Linked DNA regions of Homo sapiens: region 2 is linked to region 1. Evidence: read pairs that join two places in POLR2A ChIA-PET (ENCODE). Cell type or tissue: PC-3. All regions are shown on one strand. Each heading gives the region's core, and the rest is flanking DNA. Links, peaks and the distances in the headings are about the cores only. Region 1 has its middle 36 kb from the start of INSIG2. Region 2 overlaps LOC107985940 (a long non-coding RNA gene).

Region 1 (11,183 bases), core at 1,124-9,123:
GGAAAGGAGATGGGAGGTAGGAGATAGATTTTGTCAGCATCTTATTTTCACCTAGGGATGATGGCTCTGTCCTCATACTTTATAGTGTCACCACCGTGAGAGTGCAGTCTCCTGAGGGAGGAGTTACATTTTAATTAGCCACAAGGTACCTGATTTCTGATGTATCAGTCCTTTTCTCTAGGCCTCATTGTTTCGGATTATTTTTGCCCATGTCCTCCACTTGCCTACTCCTTTCATTTGTATCAGAAGGAAACCACCAAGCAGCCTGGAAATCCTGTTACCAGACCTCAGGATATTAATTGTCAAGTTCTCCCCCACGGTTACACAAGTGCTGAAAAAGTGGTTCTCTTTCAGTAGTGTCTTGTCAAAATGCCAGGCACAGTTTGTTTTTGACGTTTGCTGCTATTGTTAAATAATAGTCTTGCTTCTGTCATAGCTAATGTTGACTTGAAGGCATTTGGAGGGCATTTCTCAACTCCAGCCTTAACAGCAAGACCTGGGTCTTGACATATTTTTCTTGCTTGCCCAGGGCAACTGAGTATAAGGGTTGCAACCTTTGCTTTTCTAAGCTCCAAGAAAATTTCAGCTGGGTATGCACCACCTTAAGCCATAGATCCAGTCGTATTCACACATGCACACACAGACATAAACCCACAGACACAAAGACACACACACACAGACAAGTTGAAGTTCTTGAAGTTTTGCCATCCTAGGAATCACATTTAAATAACTTAAACAGTATCCCATATTAGGACTCCTCAAATCCAGCTGTTCTGCCTTGGTAAACCTCTATCAGAATGTCATACTTAATTACACATCTGTTTAAAAATCAACATGCATTTTTATTGTTTCTGTATTTGCAATGGAGCAAGCCCCTGAACGCTGCTCATCTAGCTGCATGCATGGCGTACCATCTGTCAGAGAGAAGCTGGGTTCTTCATGCACAGCGCTTTCTTGTGTTGCTATGTCCATTAGAAATTTCATTTCTGCTCCCTTTCCCACTTTTATGTGAAGGCATCTTTTGAGTTTTTCCTCTCAAGCCTTACAGGCGACATGTAGAGACCTTCTTCTAATGGGATCGTTATTTCTGAAATGTTCACCATTTATGAGGTAATGGAGAGGGGGGCAAGAAAAAAATGGGCAGAGTGAGTGAGAACTGCTCAAGAATTCTGTGGAACTGCGTAGGCGTTGGCATTATTTGTATGTGAAGAGGCCAAGAAATGCACAGTTGGTTTCAAAATAAATACCAAAGGAATGGTTAATTACACAAGTCTGTTTTGCATTTCTAGAAAAATAGAAATATGTCAGTCATTCGGATTTCCAATAACTAAGGCAACATGGGTTTGGAGGCTTATTTATATATGGAGTTGCAGATTGTAGACCTAATGGTGTGTTCTGCTACATACTTTTCCGTGAGTATCTCTATGTCCCTAAATTCAATTTCACTTTCTACCTTTGAGAATAATTTTTAGAGATTTCCAAAATTACAAAATGTGAGCATATGAATTATTCTGTCATCACCTCTTACATCTCTCAATTTTTAGAGATTTCCCAAATTACAAAATCTGAGCATGAATTGTACTACCATCACTTCTTTTTCTTTCATGAGGTAATATTATTTGAGAGACTAATTTTAGATGTCAACAGTTTGTCTTCCTCCGAGAGGAGTTTGGGTTTCTTTACGATAAACATGCAATTATCCCATGATGACTCGTATATATTAAACAGCCATTTAACTGACATATAAGACTCAGAAGAATGGTAAAGTTGGAAGAGGCACTAAAATTCATTTAGAACAGCCCAATCTTGTCATTTTACAAACGCAGAAGCAAAGCCACAAATTGATTACGTTTGTCCCGAGTTCTACAACCAGTCAGTGGCAGAATCAGACATTTCAGTAGCTTTAGCGTGATGTTACATTTCAATTTATGAAAGATGGAAATTTAATTTTATAATTATGCAAGGTTTACAGCAACATAGCATGTATGTTGACAACTGGTAGGAAATGGACATTTATGAATTATGAATGTTTCTATTATGAAGGGCAATTATTACCTTAAGTAGTAGCTGGTAATGAACACTGAATGCCTACTATGTGCTTTACATACACCACCTCATTTCAAGTCCCCAATAAAGCCATAAAGTTGATATTACAATCTATAAAGTATAAGGTCAGTACTTCATATGTGAAGAAACAGAGGCTTAGAGAGATTATACACAACCTGCTAAGGCCACACAGCTAGTATGTACAGCTGGGCATAGAGCCAGGCCCTTGTTCTTTTTCCCAGGATGCAATCTGCACTGCCTGTGGGTGTCAACACAGAAAGTTGGTGGAATCTGGTTTATTCCTATACAATGTTAGATGTGGAACTTAAACATATATGTGGAAGTTATGCTCTTGCCCTTTCTAAACAAGTGTAAGTTTTAATTGAGGCAAGGAACAACTTCACTAGTATAATTCTTGGCAAAGAAAGGAGTTCTGAGCCTGAGATTTACTATTTTGTGGTGCAGTAAGTTGGATGTCTTGAAACAAGAGGTTTGGAGAAAGATTATTTGCGTCATGACTTATTAAAGTGGAAATATTTATAAATCAAAGAATTGGGTTATATGGTCTCATAATGAAGAAGCAGAATGTAAGGTACACCTTACCAGATGCAATTTAATTTATGACTTACATTTGAACCTCTAAGTCATTAAATATAGTCTTCAATTTTAAGACCGAGGTTGGCATGTCCAGAAGAGAATAACTATGAAATGCACACATCGTTTTCTCAATTTTCATTAGACTTGCATATGAAAAAAATCACAAGCATTATTTATGAAGTTTGAAGTGATTTCTGCATACTTTGATCTTTTATATTTTGACATTCATGACCTTAGTGAAGACAGGACAGTAAAAATATGATTAGGCTAATTGTCAGATCAAGGACTCTGATTAATGAAAATAAATGGAAGAGGTTGATTATTTTTTTCTTCCTCTGCCCCCCTTTACCCTGGAAAGAATATCCTAGAAACCACATTAAACTGCACTTCCCCTGAGCACATCCTTCCTAACTAGGCTAGTCGTGAAACTGGAGTGCAAGGCCAGGTGGAGGAATGGGGTTGACTCAATGGCAATCCAAGGCTGACAGCTGTGCTAATGGATGACTTAGGCAAGAAATACAGTGATTGACTCATGAAATGAAAAGCAGGACTGGTCTCACGGACAGCTGGGATTCAGACTTCAGAAAGCCTCCATCAGGACTTAGCTTCTTTCCAGCCCTTTGCCCTTTCTGCTGTGTTGGCCTTAGTCTTGTGCTTCACAGTGGCAGGATGGCTTTGGCAGCTCCATCCTCATGTCCTCTCCCCTCCACATCCCACCTCTCTGAAGTCTCAGCAAAAGTCTCATGATTTATTGGCTTTGGTCAGGTCAGGTGTCCATTGCTGAAAACCAATTCCCATGGCTGGTTCTCCACAGAAAAAAATAAAATATGACAAAAATGAGGGTAAACGTAAAAAACAGAAAACAAACAAAAAAAACTGTCCTATGTCAGAGCCAAAAAATCATAATGAAGTGGAAGCTGCAAAAGCAAGAGAAAGGCATGAGTTACAGAGAGAAGCAGAAGTTGGAGATGAGGAAAAGGGGAGGATGGGGGAGAGCGAGAGGGAGGGAGGGAGACAAAGCATCTGACATTTTTCTACTTCCCCTGAAACCTGTGCTTTCCTTCCAATAAACTCTTTAAAAATGATTTAAAAGTTGAGTGGTTTTCTGTTCTTTGTAACCAAATGACCATGACTAAGATATTTTGCTAATGTTCCCTTTACCAAGTAAGGCTGGATTCCATGTGACATGTAAGTTACAGAGGCCCTACAGTTGACTGTGTTCCTCTGTGGGAAGAGAAAACTGCTTGCCAAACAGATCAGAGATTTTTTCTTTTTGGAGCAATTAGATATATGGTTTGAAATAAATGATCTTGGAGGCCCATGAAATTTGAGGTTCTGGGGTTCTCTGGTTTTCAAACAATACCTACACTCAGTTTCATGCAAAACTAACCATTTTTCAGCCCAGCCCAACTTTCTCACTTGGTGTAGAGGAGGAGTTGCTGTAGTTAAGCATTAACCGGCTGCACTTCCTCTTAAGTGGAATCTTCTTTGCAAGTGAGAACATTTAGGCCAAGGGGGTTGGAGACACCATTGAAGCAGTTCTCTTGAGTCTGAGCTGAACCACAAGGAGACCATTTCAGAATCTTGTTTGAAATGAAAACTAGGAGAACTGGGAAAGGAAATTCTAGAATCTCTCCAAGAAATTCATCCCAAATTTTAGCTACTTTCATCTTCATCTGGCGTTTACCACATACTAATATTAGGTTAGAGGGCTCGTGAGTCAATTTTTTCTTTAAGATAATAGGAATGCATTTTATTCAGTTTCTGCTGTAGGGCCCAAAGTAGGCAGGTAGTGGGACTACTTTATAGTGCCACGATTTGAGATAAAGACCGCTGTTTCTGTTCCCATACCCCTCACAGAGATTCTGTGTCACTAGAGGGCCAGGTTTCTGGGGCTTGCTGTCGATCTCACCTTGCTGGCTCATCGTGAATGAATGCAGGTGGAACACCACCAGTCACAGCATCAGAATGCCTTTCTGAAAGCCTCTTGTGTGGATTGTCCAGGAGTGTCACCCTTAGTCATCTGGCTTAGGTCCCTGCCCCACCCAGCTAAACAACTTTGATTTTTGGCAAGTCAAGTAACTCCACTGGGATAGAATGTCTTTGGAATTTCCGAATGAAATTCTCTTATCTTGCCAAAACCATTATGTCCTTTCTTAGTAAAGTTGATACACTGGGTCAGTCTCCCCAGATATGTCATAACTCCTTTCTTTTTTCATAATTACTGGAATGAATGTGGAATGGAATGAAAAAATAATAAAAATCTCACCATCTGAAGCCAAGCTATGCAGGGAGATGTTAGATCACTTTTGGCAACAGAGAAAGGCTCTGCAAGCTGGACTTGGAGATAAATACCAGCAGCTCATCCCTTTATGTACTATATTTTAATGGCCATCCTCTCCCCTGAGGGCTGACTAGTATTCTCTCCTATTGGCTAACATTAGTTCTTACTTGTTCTGGGAAAATGCCTGTTTCCAAGGGTGACACCCACAATCTATAAACAAAGAATGAAGGTCATGTGCATGGGAATTGGAGAGAGAGGAGGTGCTTATAAAAAATACAAGTCTTCCCACCTAGAAGGATTTGGCCCTTGTGGAATTTTAGTTTTCTTTACTTCCAATCCCCCCAGTCCTAAATCATTTTATATATCCTAGTAATATTAAACATGAATGTATTCCACAGCTGGGTGATTTATTCAGGACTCAAAAAGTATACATTATTTAGATAATATTTGATTACATCATCTTTATTTCTCCTATGGTGCTGGCCCTGCAGTCCTGTGAGGTGAGGTAGGCAGGAGTTGCTATTAAACCATTAACCCATGTCATCCAGCAAATGACAACCTCTTGCTGCCACAAATACAGCTTCTGTGCATTGTGAGGGGCAGCGATGCACAGCAGGAAGGCTCTGGATAAAGGTCCAAATACCAGGGGTCTAGTTTTAGTTCTCCCGGCAGCTTGCTTAGCAGACTCAAGTTCCTGTTTCTTCACGCATGTAGTGAAGCCAGTGGGTGAGTTGGTCTCTAAAAGCGGCAACAGAGCACAGTGTCTCAGGCTGGGGCCCCGGCTCTGCTGCTCACTAGCAGTTTGAACCTGCGCAAGTTATTTTACGTCCACGTGCCTTGCTTTTTTTTTTTTTAATTTGTAAAATGGTGGCATTATAAATTGATGTAAGAGTTAAATAATCTAAAACATACAAAATATCTAGAAGAGAACTTGTCTCATAGTAAGTGCTTAGGTGTAATTATTAGCAACATCACCATTTAAAATCCCCCACCAAGCCATGAGTAGACCTTGTCCTACCCACCATGGAGATATAAAAGGAGGACTGAGTTTTCCAACTTGATTTGGGAAACAAAATTTATGTATAGGAAAGATAGAAAACAATAAAAAATTACCTGATTGAATAAAAAGTTGATTCTTCCTCCTTTCAAATAATACCAATAAAAATGAGAAAATATAGACCTTGTTGAATTTTGGGGCAGGGGCCTTTCTTTACAGCCAGAGTGATGTTTGATTGGAGATGATCTACAGACCCTGTGATTTCTCCATACTCTACCTTCCCGCAGGAACTGGCACCTCCTCGGCCTCTCTACATCTCAGTTTCGAAAAAGCAGCACATCCTCTCAAATCAATTTGACTGAAAATAAAGATATAAAAAGACCTAAGCGACATAATCACAAACGTAGATATGATGGATAGATGTCATACTATGTGCCCTGAAGTTAGGGAATATATTTTAGTTTCGAGTGCCCATGGAACAGCCACAGTAATTAATCCTACCATTGACCATTGCAAAGAAAATCTCGATGTCAAAAAGTAGCAATAACTTCAGGCTAACTTGGACTTGTTCTTGTGCAAACAGCCTACGCATGGGTTCTGATAAACCACATACCATCCCAGGCCCATAATGTTGGTCTAACGCTCACATTGGATAAAAGAGGAAAACAAAACCTTAAGTGATTTGCTCAAGTCCTTCTGGCAGAGCCTGGACCTCCAATCTTTCCGTTACTTTCCTCAAAAAGGAACTGCAAAGTGGTTAACTGGGCAGTATTGCCCAAGACCACCCAAAGGGTCCTGATGTATCCTTAGACATGTATTGCAGCATGCTGCAGCAATTCTACTGTGTTTATCGAGGATCTACTCTGAGCCCGAACTGGAGACATAGAGCCAGAAGATATGCCCCCTTCCTCCAGAGAGCTCAGACTTAGGGATAGACAGGCTGGGACACCTGCAAATACCTGTTACTACAGAACTGCACTCAAGATGCACAAGAAGCCCACAGGAAACCTGCAAAACTAGCCCTGGAGGTCAGGCCAACCTTCCCAGAGTTTTAAGGGATAAGTTGGAGTTTGCAAGATAAAGAGGTGAGGAGTGGTACAAACCCAGTGTGAGAAGAGAGACCTTTGCCAAGCTGCCTCTCTGTCCAAAGGGCCCTCCACCTCCCCTGCTGACCATTTTCACTCTCCAAGTGTCCCCTCCTCAGAGACAACCCAAGAAGACACCCTCTTGTTTCTCACCCACTGATTGGTTGGTTTGTTGTTTGTCCTTGTATCCCTGGCCCAGTTCAATGCTTGAATCTAGTAGGTGCTTGGTAAATATTTGTTAAGTGAATGAATGATTTATAAGTTGTGTTCTTGAAGGAAAGCTGGCCAGAATTTTTGCATCAGTATGTTCAGTTTCTCCTGTGGCTAGCATGAAAAGCCATTCAGGTGCTTATTGTTTTCTGAAAGAGCCTGTACTAAGTGTGTGAAGGCACAGCTAATGACTTCAAATATTGGGGTTGAGAACAGTCATTCCCTAACCTGGGTCCTCTTATCCCTCTTTGCTTTGCTCCGCCCCCACCCCCTCTCCGCGTTCCACACATAACTCATTCTCTGCTCACAAATCAGCAAGGATGGCAAGGAAGTCTTTTGGTGAAAATTTTGGGGGGCTGCCTGAGGGCTATATGCATATGTTCCATTGTTATTTATTATTTGCTGTGTGATATTCAGCTGCTCACTTAACTTCTCCAAGGCTTAGTTTCTCCCTCTGCAAAAGAGAAATGTCATCATGTCTACCTTGTTTATTGGCCATGTTTTTGCAACTCATAACAGAACACCTTGTATGTAATAGATGCTCAATAAATGGGGGCTGAGTCAGTTGCTACTATTATTGGTGATGGTGACAGTGTGTTTAGCGTTTCATTCATCAGTCTCAGCACATTGCAAATACCAATGAGCAGAACCTCCTCCTCCATCCCGTTATGTCTCTGTGTGCAGAGAGCAGTAATGAGTAGACAAAGATATTGAGAAATTAATTAATCAGTACTAAATGAGTGAGGCAGTGAAATGTGAAGTCTGGAAAGACAAAGACAAATACAAAAAATAAGACTAAAAACAAAGACTTTTTCTATCACAAGGAAAAATGCTCCTCTAGGTTAAGGACTCAGGACTCTTGTTGGAAGTAAATTCTTGGTATCTAACCTAAATTTGTCACCCTTCAACTTCCTTTGAATTCTTGGAGGATCCTCGCTTGTTTTCCTCTTTCTGTTCTGCTTGCTTGTGTCAGATTTCCCTGGGCTCTGCCTCCTTGGCCCTCCCTTAAATGTCAGCATTTCCCAGATCTTCACCTTCGGATCCTGCTGCCTGCCATCCTGACCCACCCAGTCACCCAGAACAGGGACCTCTTTTTTTTTGTTTGTTTAAGACAGGATCTCTCTCTGTCACCCAGGCTAGAGTGCAGTGGTGCGATCATAGCTCGTTGCAGCCTCTTCCTCCTGGGCTCAAATGATCCTCCCACCTTAGCCTCCTGAGTAGCTAGGACTACAGGCATGCGCCATGAATCCTGGCTAATTTATTTTTATATTTAGTAGAGACAAAGTCTTGTTATGTTGACTGGGCTTCAGTAGTCACTCTTGATTCCTCTTTCTCTTTCACCAATTGCTATATCTTAGCAGTTCTCAAACATTCCGTCCCCTATGCCACAACTCCACCTTCAGATACCAGTCCTAGCAGCTGGATTTTTGTGTCAGAACTTGAACTGTCTCTCTGCCTCCAGCTATTGCCCATAATCCCCTCTCCTGGTATGTCAACCACAGTGTAGTTGGAGTGAGCCTTCCAACACATGCTAAAGAACCCCAACTGTCTTCTGAGTGTTTTTCTACAGAGGTGGAGGTCAGGATGGGTACTGGGTGGTGGGAGGTATGTGCTTGTCTAGCTTCCCAGCAGAGGTGTTACGGGACCACCATGGGGAAAGGCTGAGAACCTATGGGAAGGCTTGACAAAAAATGCTCAGGAGCTTCATGGTGGGACCAGGCAGGAGGGAGGCACCCAGGGTTCCCCTCCACACACAGTGCGCCTCTGCACTCTGCTGCCCTCAGAAGACAGTTGGGGCTTCTTAGCATGGTGCCCCAGCCCTTCAGGACCTGGCTCCTGCCACATCTTCAGCCATACCCTGCCCCTTCTCTCTGTCCCTCCCACACTGAGGACAGCAGTTCTGCTCTCAGTTCTGGGGGCTTTGCTCATATTGCTCTTCTTGCAGGGCACAATTTGCTCCACCTTTTAGCCAGACCTCAGTTCAGGGACCATCTCCTCTAAGAAGACTTTGCTGACAACTCCCCCACCCCCTCACTCAACATATACCCCCTTATTATCCCAGGACATCGGGCACATTTACTGCATTGTAACAGGCTCACAACATTTATGACATCATATTGTGGTTGTCTCTTAGCTGACTGTCTACTTGTGTGGGGTAGTGGTGAAGGTGCATTCTCTGGAGCCACCATGTCTGGGTTCACATCTAGGCACTACCACCCATCAGCTGAGTGGCCTTCTACAAGTTCCTTAACCCCTCTGTGTCCCTGTTTCCTCCAACTGAAAAATGAAGATGACCATAGCACCTGCTTCTCAGGTGGGCATGAGGATGAAATGAGGTAATAGCCATAGAGTGCTGGGAACAGGACATGCATACAATAAGCCCTACAATAATGTGACATTATTATTAGACTGTGATCACCTTGAGGGCAGGGTGATCTGCTTTATCTGTCTCTGAATCCATAGTTTCCAACTAAGCCCCAAATTAATGATGAATAGTAATAGCACTAACAATGATAAGAGCAATGAACATCTGCAGAGGTTACACTTTATAGCCTATAAAATGTTTTCACAAACTGTATTTCATTTAGTTGTCAGCACACTGCTGTCAGGTACCTAAGATTATTCCCATTTCACAGATGAAGCAACTAAGGCTCAGAGAGTCCTGGATGAGTCCAGTATGTTGGAGGATTCTAGACAGCCATCTGAATTCAATACTCATGCTTTTGGAATATGGACATTTTAATAGCCAAGACTGAGTCAGCATCTTCTCTTTCTTTGGAAGTCTCTCTTCCAGATTCCGTCTGGTAAATTTCCACTTGTACTTCAACTCCTAGCTTCGAAGTCATCATTCCAGAGGATCTTACTGCCTCTTACATGCTGCCTTGGCTATTCAGTCTATGCCACCCAATCGCATTTCTCTTTTCCTTTCTGTTTTTTCCTGATGTTCCCACTACCCTGTAATCTCTTTAAAGGCAAGGACCATTTATGGTTCATCTTAGTATCTCCCATGCCTAACATGGCATTAGCAGATGAAGGTGCTGGAAACAAACTGAACTGAAGCTTGGTTCCTTCAGTATGTGATATGCACACAGGGTAGAGTATGATGTGGATTGTAGGCAGAAGCACAGTATGTGTGGAGGAAGGCCCTGGACTCCCTCCTGCCTGGTGCCACCATGAAGCTCCTGGAAATTTTTTCTCAACCCTCCCCATAGGTTCTCAGCCTTTCCCCAGGGCAGCCACAATAGTACATCTGCTGGGGAGCTGGACACAGCACCCCCTCCCACCTCCCAGGACCCATCCTGACCTCCACCTCTGTAGAAAAACCCCCAAAGTCTGAGGTGACTTCACTGTAGGAAGCCAAGAGTGGCCATCAATGCAACTACTTCACCCTAAAAGAGAGGGAAAAGAAAGAAAAACTTGTTTTGCCCTTTCAAAATGCTGCCAATCCTTTTGTGAGCCTTAGTGGAAGGTGCATATCCCAAAACTTTATCTATTGATAGAAGATAAGAGCAGCGCCTTGTATTCAAAATACTGTTTCCTTCTCCTTAAAGCCTGGTTCTCCATCAAATACAAGTCTCAATGGCCTCAGCCCAGAGCCGCGCACTCCCTGAAATCACAAGAATAATGCCTGGCTGAGATTTGGACCATTAAGAAGGTCCCTCCCTGGAATGGTTCGGGAACTTTAGCAACTGATAATGGTGCTGGAGTTCAATTTCAAGGGCTATCCAATGTGAAGGGACAGATGATTTTAAGTAGTTTATTTCTTCATGTTTTGGAAACTTGATATCCTCTTTTATAAGTTGGAGTCATGATATTGTTTTGCAAAGTGATTGAAAAGATGAAATAACATAAATAGATACAGTCATTGTCCTCAGGGAACCTCTTGGGCCCAACCAGTGAGCCAAGTCTTTTGCAGACTAGGTGTGACTGGAGCCGGTAACGGTCCCCATCTTCACCCTCACTA
Region 2 (11,183 bases), core at 1,768-9,767, 62 kb before region 1:
AGCTCACATGGCCAGTAAATGGAAGCAGAGATCCAAATTTCAGCTTGCTTGGCTCCAAAGCCCAAAGCCTATGCTCTTTCCACTCAAAATCTCCCGGTATCCCTCACCAGGAGGCTGATAAAGGAAAAGTGCCGAGTGAGACGTTGGCCAGAGAAATGGGAGCTGAGCTCAAAACATGATGTCTCTTGTCCATTATCACTAGTTTATCCCTGGGCCCTAGCAGGTTGGTGTGATTCAGGACCAAAGCTCAACACCAGGGTTCCCAGGATGCCAAATATACAACATCTGCAATCTTCAGCCATTTATTTTGATATCACTTAATATCACACATACATATGGTTTAAAACCTGTTCAAGATATTTAGCACATTCTGTGTCTTTTTATCTTTAGTGCTTTAATTGCCACAGTATCTTCAAAATTAGTGGGCCGATTCTAGCACTTAGAAGAGAAGCCTGTTTAATGCGTGCCAGTGCTCCGTCTTCTAGAGGTTCTTTACTTTATTCAAATTACTAATCATTTAGAGCATCACTAAAAGCCTTTTTCCCTTGCTCCCCATGCATGCTTAACCTAATTAACTATAAATGAGGAAAATGCTATCCACATTAAAAGGAAATGTTAAACTATAAATTATCCCACTAATTCTGGTGAGGCTAAGGCCTCCTTTAGAAAGCTCAACTGTGGGGCAGAATTTCAGTTTGTGTGCATCCTCTGCCCTACCTCACTAGAATGGGCTGCAGAATCTCCCATTTCTGGTGGATCCCTTTGTCTGTATTTATATTTTCTCAAATTGACTCCCTTTGTGTTTGTTTACATACTCTCAGGAAACTCGAATAATCTATAAAATGCCCCCAGGAGCCCACTGGGGTGGAAATCTATCAAGTGACAATCTAGATTTGTCCCTCAGTGCAGAAAATTCCTCATACACTTCTCCCAGACAGATCCAGCCATAGGAAGCCAACAGTGTCTTGAGAGCCTCAGATCATAGATCCCAAAATATTCTCCCTCTGGCTGACCACATCTGACCGGGCCTTGTGATGGCTTCCTTCTGAGCCACTCCATTAGGGGGGTTGACACAAATAGGGCAACTCTCTTGAAAATTCTTGTTAGAAAGAATACCCATTAACACATTAATCTGAAAGATCAAATTAATTTGTCAAATTATCCTAGATTTGACCTTCGAGAGCTGAGGGCAGGCCTCTGTCAGAACAGAGTATGGAACATGAAATTGGTTATGGAGCCGGACGAGAGGCTGAGAATGTGGATCGTCCTCCGAAGACGCTGTCCAGGGAAGACCTGGAGTGAATCATGGGCCAAGGGTGGAGGCCAAGTTACGGGGACAGAGAGGCGAAGACAAGGGCAGCAGTGCCCACAACAGGAATTCCTACCCTTCAACTTTGTTCATAGTGGTCCCTACTTTTAATATATGTAATGTATTAAGACAGACAATTCTGAGGTTGTAGTAACAAGGGAAATGCAACTGGCACAGACAACCACTGATTCTTTTTTTCATGACTCCCCTATTCGTGCTAACCTTTGTTCTGTGCCAAGTTCATGACAAACCCCAGTTCATTCCTGCAGCAATGGGGGAAACTCTAATCTTTGAGGGTATTGGAAGGCTTCTGCCCTGCAGTCTTGTTGTGGGTTTACGCCTCCAATTCCTACCCTGGGCTCTGTGAGATGGGGAGTAGTAGAGGCTGTGATCAGGCCACTGGGGAATACCCAAGTCCAAGCAGGCTTGACATCCACATGTGCAGTCAATTCTTGATTATCCACACCAATGGTCTGTGACCCAGGCCCAGGTAATCCCAAATAATTGACAATCCAAAAGGAATTTTCTCTTTGGTTTTGGAATATGCTTTGCTTTTTCCAGCTGCAGATCCCCTCTCCCACTTACACTTTCCTTGTCGGATATTAAGAATCATTTATGTTCCTTTAGTTGGGCACTTGGTCTGAGCAATGGCTTGAAGTCAGCTTCATATTGAAAATTTGCCTACTCCATAGACAAATGATTCCCTTGCAGGCAGTTGAATTTGACAGTATCATATATTGCATAAAGAATCATCTGTCCAGGCTAGTGTTGTTAATTCATTCATTCACCCATTCGACACACATGCATTGAGCTCCTACTGTGTTCTAGGACTGCACAATAAATTAGAGCTATGGAGATGAAAGATGGAGCCCCAGCTCTCAAGGGATGTACCTTCTAGTGGGGCTTAATGGAATAGATTTTAGTATTTTCCTCCGGACCTGCACAGACCCACTGCATATTCACTTATTCCCATTTTCAGCTCCTCATCTAACTCCTTTTGTGTCAGGAGTTTCAATATTTTTGGGAAAGTGCTGTAGATGATTGCTGGGTTGGGCAGTGTTTCCCAGAGATGGAAAGAACCCAGGCCACTTTCATTTTTGAGGGTCCAGATATATTAAAAATAGAAGAGATGCCAAAACAGGGGTGCAAATGTGTGGTGGATTTTAAATGTTTACATTTAATAAATTAATATTTTGATACTGCAAAATTATAGTGATCATATAACTGCATTTGGAGAAAATGTCAGAAGTCTAAATTCCAAGCCCTTTATGAACGTGAGATCTGGCTCCTCTCTTTCCCATTCCCTGCTCATGCTCAACCCCTGCCAAGAAAAGCCCTGATTGTGGGAAAGGAAGTCTAAATGGGACTAAATGGGGAGCCATTTTAATGCTCAAAGGAACCTCTACAGACATGAAGCACAGTTGGTCCATGGCTCTGTGCCTTGTGGTCACAGGGAATAGTTCTCAGCAAGGCAGACACATCTTAAGCTCTTTGACTCAAGAGGCATCAAATCAATTTGTTTCTACAAAGTTCTCCCATTCCCATGGCATCAAAAGGACCCTAGCGGAGTGCGTGGCTAACAGCTACCACTCTGTTAAGCCCATCCCTTCTGAGTATCACCATCTTCTTCATTGCCACCTCCACACACCCCAGTATTTACCCTTAGCCCTCTTATTGAAAAGTCCATGGAAGATAAGGAACTTCAGACATGAAAATTGGAGTTAAGGCTCAGAGGTTGCTACTCATCTTATATTTTTATGTTTCTGAACATAAAACAATAAAGAGAGCATACGAAATAAATTTCTGGTGACATTTCACCCACTCAGTTATGATGGATGCTGTATAATTATTTTTATCTTAGTATCCATTGCTTATTAGGAACTTAACAGGAATTCTCTCCCAGAGAAGATCAGTGTAATGTTTGTAAACTTTTTTTTTCAGATAATAGGAACAGGAAGAGGCATTTTCTCTCTGTCTCTTTCCTCTTCCTAAATGTTCTGTGTTTGTTCGTGTTTGAAATCAGAAATATTAACTCCCACAACCAAGACCCTGGGTCCCCTGTGGTCTAGAAACACAGACTAGTTAAGGAGTGTAAGTTGGAAAAGGCCTTGGGATGCTTTCATGACTAATTTGGTTTATTTGAAATATCTGTCTAGGAGCCAGGATTACAGCTTCAGCTCTGCCTGTGGCCCTATTAATACACAGCTTAGCTCTTTGCTTCCTGGAAGAATCAGGCATCTTGTTCTTTTTTCAACTTCCTTCAGAGTGTCTCATGCTTCATTGCAAAACATCTACTCTTCCTTTGCCTGATACTTTAGTCTTTATTTCTGCTCCCAATGCCTAATTTCTTTATTTTTCTAGTTATTTCAAACAGGAGTGATTCACAAGTCATGCAGACTAGAATCGAAATGCTTGTGGTTGCTAACAGGGCATTCAGAACTCAATCCTTTAATACACACATTTCCCACAGGAGAACTTGTGGTTTAGAAGCATTCTCTTGTTCCGTGTGTGTGTGTGTGTGTGTGTGTGTGTGTGTGCGTTTGTGTATGTGTGTATGTGTGTGTGTGTATGTGTGTGGTTAAAGGTTTGTAGGTCGAATAGTCAGAACAGGAGGTTGGAAGCCACAAAAAGAACAAAAGGAATGGACTTGTGCTTGTGAAGGAGCAGGTGAGAGGAGAAGGCCTCATTAGTCCCTACAGTGGGGAGAGATGAAGTTAGTGCAAACTTTTGTGAAGTCAGACTCATTTTACACAGAATGTGACGATTTGCCGTCCATTGAGAGAAAAACTCATGGTTTAAATGAAAGCTAACATTTAGCAAGCATTTATTGTGGCAGGCACTGCATAAGTGCTTTACATAAATGCATCTCACTCAATCTTTCTCAACATCTCTCTGAATGGAACCTGTAAAAATCCCTATTTTACAAAGCCACGAAGTAGAGAGGGTAAGAATTGACCTTGGGTCTGTACGACTCTAGAGTCTGAGGGCTTGACCATCACCATGACACAAAACACATGCTTAGGAGCTACTCTCAGAGCAGAGGTCATCCCTGTCTTTGTATTGACTGGGAGAGGGAAAGCAGGACTAGTGCTGTAGTCTGTTCCAGGTCCATACTGCTGGGTAACACACTGCTATAAAACCTACCACTTTATAGTATCTCACGATTGTGTGGCTCAGAAATTTAGGCAGGGCTCAGCTGGCAATTCCACTTCTAGTAGCTTTGACGTAGGTCACTCACTGGTATTCAGCAGGTGGATGGGCTGGTCTAGAGGCTCCAAGACAGCTTCAGCTGCACGTCTGCTGCCTGGCAGGCACAGCTGAAATGTTGGGTTCATTTGAGACCATGATCACCGTATGGTGGTCTCAGGCTTTTTGAACGTCTCATATGGCTGCTCAGGACCCCAGAGAGAGTATTCCAAGATTCAGAAACGAGAAGCTTGAGTCCTGGGCCCAGAGCTGGCACAGCCTCACTTCTATAGTATTCTCAAGCTTATTGAAAGGAGAGTCACTCCCCGCTGACCCTCCTCCTATGCTTTCCACATGTTCCCCACCCTCAGGCTCCTGCCCCTACCAGCCCTCTGACACTGCCCTACTTGAGGTCACCAAGGATCTCTTCATCACCAAACTCAAATATCATTTTGCTCCTGTCTGTATCTTACACAATTTCTCAGCAACAGCTGACTTTGCCAATCATTTCTTTCTTGCAACTCTGCTTTCTTGGCCGTTCACACTACCTTCTCCTCCTCTGCTTTGTCTTCCCCCAGGGAGATTTGGCAATGTCCAGAGACATTTTTAGTCATCACAACTGGGGTGCTACTGACATCTAGTGGGTAAAGGTCAGTGTTGTTGTTAAATATCCTATAAGGTACAGGATGGCCCCCACAACAAAAAAATTACCCAGTCCTAAATGCCAGTAGTGCTGAGGTTGAGAAATCCTGCTGTGGTTTTTAAAAAGAGGGTACTGGAGACAGGATGAATCTTGGCACAAAGGAAACTCACTAATGGCAGAGTTTCTGGCCTCCTTGGGGAGTTATCTCTGAAAAGGGACTCCTTTCTGGTAAACAACATGGTGTAATGGAAGGGGAAGGGTTTTGTGGTCAATAGATCTAGGTTTAAATCCTAACTTTCCTAAAGTGGAGGTCATAATTTCTATTTTGTGGAGTTGTCTTGATGAACAAATCAGATAACCTATATAAAGTATACAGTCAGTTCATAAATGGTAGCCCTCCCCCTTAAATCACATGATATAGCAGATGTCATGATATAGCAAGAGGTGGCTGGCACATAATAAGAGCTGAATAAATATTTGCAGGATGAAATATGAATAAACTCATTGCCTTACTCCTTTAAGAAGTTGGTTGCCATGAGAGCTCTCTAGCTAGAAATGATTTATTTTTTTCTGTCCTTTTTGGACCTAAGGTTTAGAGATAAGTTTCACAACTCTGCATCATAGTCTGGCCCCATCAGTATAATAGCTAGTGAGGTTTTATGAGGCCAGGCCATTGGCTTGGCATGCAATCCTCCAATTAGAGGGCATGTGACTGCCCATAATATAAAACAGGAAATATGGATAGCTTTATTCTCTTGTGGACACAGTAAAATTGGCAGAGAAGAATAATAAATTCAGAGACCTATGTGGTATCTCTTGTCCTCAGTATTGATACTAATAGTGAAAAGAAAAGTTTGTATATTTGGGCATGGGGAGTGGTCTCTTCCCCTTTATCTTTTTGGTGTCTATGAACAATGCATCAACCTAACTTTCTGCTGAGATTCAAAGACAGAATTACCATGGAGACCACCTCCTTGGGATTTTCTGTAGTACAAAATCATTGACATTAACATCTCCCTATAACTCCTTGTCTTGTTCTGATTCACCTTCCATATTGTAATCAGGGTAAGCTCTTGGAAACACACACTTTATCATGATACAATCCCCTACTCCCTATTAAATACATTTCAAAACATGTCATACAAGCCCCCATGTGGTCAGGCCTTTCCATCCTTTGCTTCAGACTTCAACTTACCTCCCTACATCAAAGCCCCTTCACAGAGCTGTGTCTCTCTCCTTCACGGTCCTTGGCAAAGCTATACAATGGTTCATTTGTTAGTGTCCTTCTTTGATTAGCATCAGTCTCTCTCTCGTAAACTCTTTGCTCCATGACAGCTGGGATTGTGTATCTTTTAGCTTTCATAGTATCCCCAGAGCCTGGCACATCCCCTGAGCCTGGCTCAGTCAAGTCTTCCTAAATAAATGAATATTTAAACAGAATAGATGATATCATTAGTAAACATTACTTTCCTACTTCAGCCTAGGACCTAACCAAAACCCACTTTTTTTTCTTCCAACTTTTATTTTAGGGTTGGGGGCTACCTGGTGCAGGTTTGTTACATGAGTAAATTACATGCCACTGGGGTTTGGTCTACAAATGATTTCATCACCCAGGTAGTGAACATAGTACCTTATAGGTTGTTCTTCCATCCTCACCCTCCTCCCACTCTTCACCCTCAAGTAAACCCCTGTGTCTATTGTAGTTCCCCTCTTTGGGTCCATGTACATTTAATGTTAAAATCTACTTTTGTCTAAATATGTGACTACCACTTCTACACCAAGGAAGCTGTGAGATATCAATAGTACAAGTTTACTGATGATGATTACAATGATGATGATGGTAATATCTATGTAATACTAATATACAATTAAATAATAAAATAATTATATAAAACAGTTAAATCTTCATTAATATTTGTTGAGTGCTTGCTCTATGCCAGATACTATACTAGGCAATGGGGATAAGCTCTTGAGCAAAATCAGACATGGTATTTTTCATGCATTATCTTATTTAATAGGTCTATTAATTAGGCACAATTATTTTCCCATTTTGTAGATGAGAAATTGTGACATTGGAAGCTTAACTAAATTGCTCATGATCATACAGCCCATAAATTGGTGTGATATAGCGGTTATTTGAACCCAGGAGTGACTCCAAAGTTATTAACCATTACATTGTATAATTTTAGAAGAAAAGAGATTAAGTTAGGCCTAAAAGGTAACATCTATTGGCAAGTGCAGCAGATACTAATAGATGCACCAGCATCCTCCATGGACTGGGCATTACTACACACCAGACACTGTTTAACATGTGGAATATATGTTTTCTCTAATCTTCACAGCGATTCTAGTGGTAGGTATTATTATCCTCATTTTACAGGTGAGTCAACAAAGGCTCAAGTAGGAGAAAGAGGCAGGGAACAGGGCAAAGTCAGGTGAGATGCTTGAAAACTTCCCAGCTCTTGAAGTCTTTACGGCATAACTTTTGAATTATATTTTAAAGACAGGAAAACTTTCTGAATTCAGACTCAATAAACCCAGAATTTGTAATATTGAGACACTGAATCATAGACTTTTACAACTGAAAAAGACCTGAGAGATTATCTGGTCTAAGCTCTTCATGGGACTTCGGATTGAGTATAAAATTGGATAAATCTTAGGTAGCTCAAAACTTTTATTTTATTCATATGTTATGATTTGTAGGCCAATCACGACTTGCTATTTTGAACAACCTACTCAATTTGAGTGAATTAGTAGCCATTTCAATCAATTTATAACTACATTTGTATGTAGGAACAGTATAATTCATTATAAATATTTTACATTTGTGATATTAACTAATTCAGATAGGAGTTTACAAACAAGGTTCCTCTTGGTGGAAGAATGAGATATGAATGATATTTTATTATCCAAAGAAGTCTCAGGACCTGAGGCACACATATTCCAGGGTAGAAAAGCACATTCCCCAAGTGAAATAAAAGTCTTCTCTTTCTCTCTCCCTTCCCCCCGTCTCTATTTCTATTTCTTTTATTTCCATGCCACTGCTGCATTGTATTGTCTTGGACAAGTGAGGCTACATTATGTTTTAAAACTTTTGTCCTCTGGTCATCCATAGGACCTAGAATGCTTCCCACTCCCAGGTCATTAAAAAAAAATAACTTGGGTAGAAAAGATTTTGTTATTGGTGAAATTGAAGGCTCACCTGAATTTACTTTAATGGAGAACCCTAACTCCCTAGAGCAAAATGTCTGCAAAGATATCACTGGGAGCTCAGAGGAAAATATTATGTTCTAACCTTTTAAAAATTAATCCAACTATTAAGAGGGATCCCAACTGTATTTCATTCAAGCCATAATCTGAAAGCTATGATGATTAAAGCAAGACAAATGCAGTGTCATAAGCAAATGTCATGCCATAGATTTACCTACCAACAAGACATTGGCATGGTTCAGGTCAGAGGTTAATTAAAGACATCGAAAGGTCATTCTGTGATTAGGTGAAAGCAGGGTTTTAATAGGGCATCAGTCCGACCCACACTGACAGAAGATTTATGCCAGCCGTGATGACATCGCCACGAATCCTGCTGATAACAAGAGCCTCAATATTGGCCTGAACAGAATGATGAATGGAGCACATATCTCCTCACACTTCTCATTACAAGCTCTTTCACTCCTGGTGGCACTTAACAGCATTTATTTACTGAGGTTTGAAGGTGTGGGACAGCAGAACAGGATATCTAATACTTTTAAATGTAGACTTGTGATATAAAAATGAAACAAGAGATAAGATTAGGTCTTTGAATAATTGCACAGCTTTTCTTCCAAGATTATATTCACTAGTACTAACATTATCCCCCCTCCATGTTCTGCCAGTGTGTGAGCAGTTCAAGAAAATTAATTGTCTGAGGCAGAAGGTCAGAGGGAAAAAATTACTGATAAGCATTAACCATGCTATAAAATAGCACCTCACCACATTTTGCCTTCCACAGCCCTCAGCATGTGAAACAAAAGATAATATAAAGAAAAGGATATACATATTTCCCCCTATGCCATATTTAGAGTTGTTAAGTGCTGTTCTTATTTGGATTAGATTAGGTAAAGCATCTAGAAAAAAGCCAAATAAATGAAAAAATAAATAAAAATCAAACAAACAACTTACAATATTCTCAGCTGAAAGCAAATATAAGAGAAACTAAAACCCTGATGAATAACGTTTACTTTTCCACGAAACTCCCTTTCAACATGTTATATATTTATCAAACCACCAGAGTGTAAATTCCATGAATAAGTCCTATCATCTCTCAACCAGTAGACACCATGAAAATTGTAACTACAGAAAATTGTTAGTACTATAAAAGCGTACTTTCTACAGATCTACATATATCTATTTCTGTAATTTCACAATAGAAAATAAAATCATAATCTTTTTGCTTGGGCCACGAACAGGGGCAGGCCAGGATAGGATCCCATCACATCTAACCCCAAGCAATGCTCCCATTTATTCGGAAACAAAGATGAGTCACTCTGACGGAAGTGCTGGAGCTGGTGACCTGCGGCAGGAGAGCTGTGAGAATCTTGTCTTTCCTCTTTTGAGGCAATTGTATTTGTGGATAGAACAAATTTTAGGTGGCTTTACACCAATTAATAATCCAGCCCAGCACATACAACTGCTCGGAGCCATGAAAATGCACATATGCATGTGTCAACCACACACACAACTTTCAGTCCTGCTCCTCGGCACTGAACAAACTAAACAGACATTTTCAGTGGTGGATTTAACCCCACCTTGAGCATATAAAAGCCACTAATAAAGAGGGGGATTTCCTGGTTGACTTTTTGAAAAGAGACTTCTTTCGGCACTTTTAGCTTAGGATTTTCATTTGCCCTGACAAATGTTCATGGGAGAGGTCTAAAGAATAGATAATAAGGCCTTGCAAAGAGCTTCTTGTCCCTTCCAGTCTGATCCATTGGAGGTTTATTTATGTAAGCATCCTCCAGCATTAAGACGACAGGCAGTTGGAGAGCAGTCTTGCCTGGGATGATAGGTCTCAGCCAGGCTACTCATTCCACCAGATGCACGGAGCTGGACCGGGATTCCAAGTGGCCATTAGGAAGATTGGCGTGACGGCCATCAGAAAACTGTATTGATCAATTTTTGCCAGTCCACATTCTGTCTGCTAGTATACATGGAGAGCTTCAGTCTTGTGTGTGGCGAGAGAGGGGATTGTAAATGCTTTGGGGCAGTTGGAATCAGTGTACTGTATAGTTTATGGAAAAAGTACTAAGGTTATATAATTTGTGTAAAAAAAGATAATGTTTCCCCAGCTACCATGGAGAAATACAGTCATGTGTCGCATAACAACATTTTAGTCAGTGATGGGACGTACACACAATGGTGGCCCCGTAATATAATGGAGCTGAAAAATTCCTATGGCTTTGTGGTGTCATAGGCATCTTAATGTTGTGGCACAATGCATTACTCACATGTTTATGTTGATGCTGGTGTAAACAAACCTACTGCACTTCCAATTGTATACAAGTATAGCACACACAATAACATACAGTTATGTTCCGTACATACTTCATAATGATAATAAATGAACATGTTACTGCTTTACTGTATTTTTGTCATTTTACTTGTACTCTTCAACTTATATTTTAAAAAGTTAACTGTAAAACAGCCTCAGATAGGTTATTCCAGAAGAAGGCATTGTTATCCTAGGAGATGACAGCTCCACGCATGTTACTGTCCCTAAAGACCTTCTAGTGGAACAAGATGTGGAGGTGGAAGACAGTGATATTTAGGACCCTGACCTTGTGTAAGCCTAGGTTGGTGTGTGTGTTTGTGTCTTAGATCTTAACAAACAAATTTAAAAAGTTAAAAAATATTTAAGAATAGAAAAAAGCTTATAGAATAAGGATATACAATTTCTTGTACATTTATACTCTTTAAAGCTAAGTGTTATTACAAAAGAGTCAAAAAGCTTAAAAAGAAGTTCAGAAAGTTAAAAAGTTACAGTAAACTAAAGTTAACATACTATCGAAG

What was found. Peaks named below come from ENCODE experiments on the same cell type or tissue, not always from the same donor. Only the 100,000 strongest peaks of a DNase experiment are listed, where the experiment ranks them.
Region 2: POLR2A ChIA-PET joins it to region 1 with 6 read pairs; 4 of 35 experiments call an interaction of 5 or more read pairs at or near these places.

What each region holds. Positions count from the first base shown.
Region 1 is chr2:118,119,034-118,130,216 of GRCh38, forward strand. No RefSeq gene overlaps it. Among named protein-coding and RNA genes, the nearest start is that of INSIG2, 36 kb to the left of the region's middle. RefSeq lists an enhancer at 3,986-5,185. In PC-3, for the core only: a CTCF peak has its summit at 4,487; DNase peaks (open chromatin) are centred at 4,148, 4,638 and 4,998; H3K4me3 peaks cover 1,562 bases; H3K27ac peaks cover 6,060 bases.
Region 2 is chr2:118,056,465-118,067,647 of GRCh38, forward strand. LOC107985940 (a long non-coding RNA gene) reads right to left here. Exons shown (of 3, transcript XR_001739662.3): 2 at 6,334-6,552; 3 at 4,036-4,613. LOC102723413 (a long non-coding RNA gene) reads left to right here. Exons shown (of 3, transcript XR_923247.3): 3 at 1,168-1,344. Among named protein-coding and RNA genes, the nearest start is that of INSIG2, 26 kb to the right of the region's middle. In PC-3, for the core only: a CTCF peak has its summit at 5,132 (motif pointing left); a DNase peak (open chromatin) is centred at 5,107.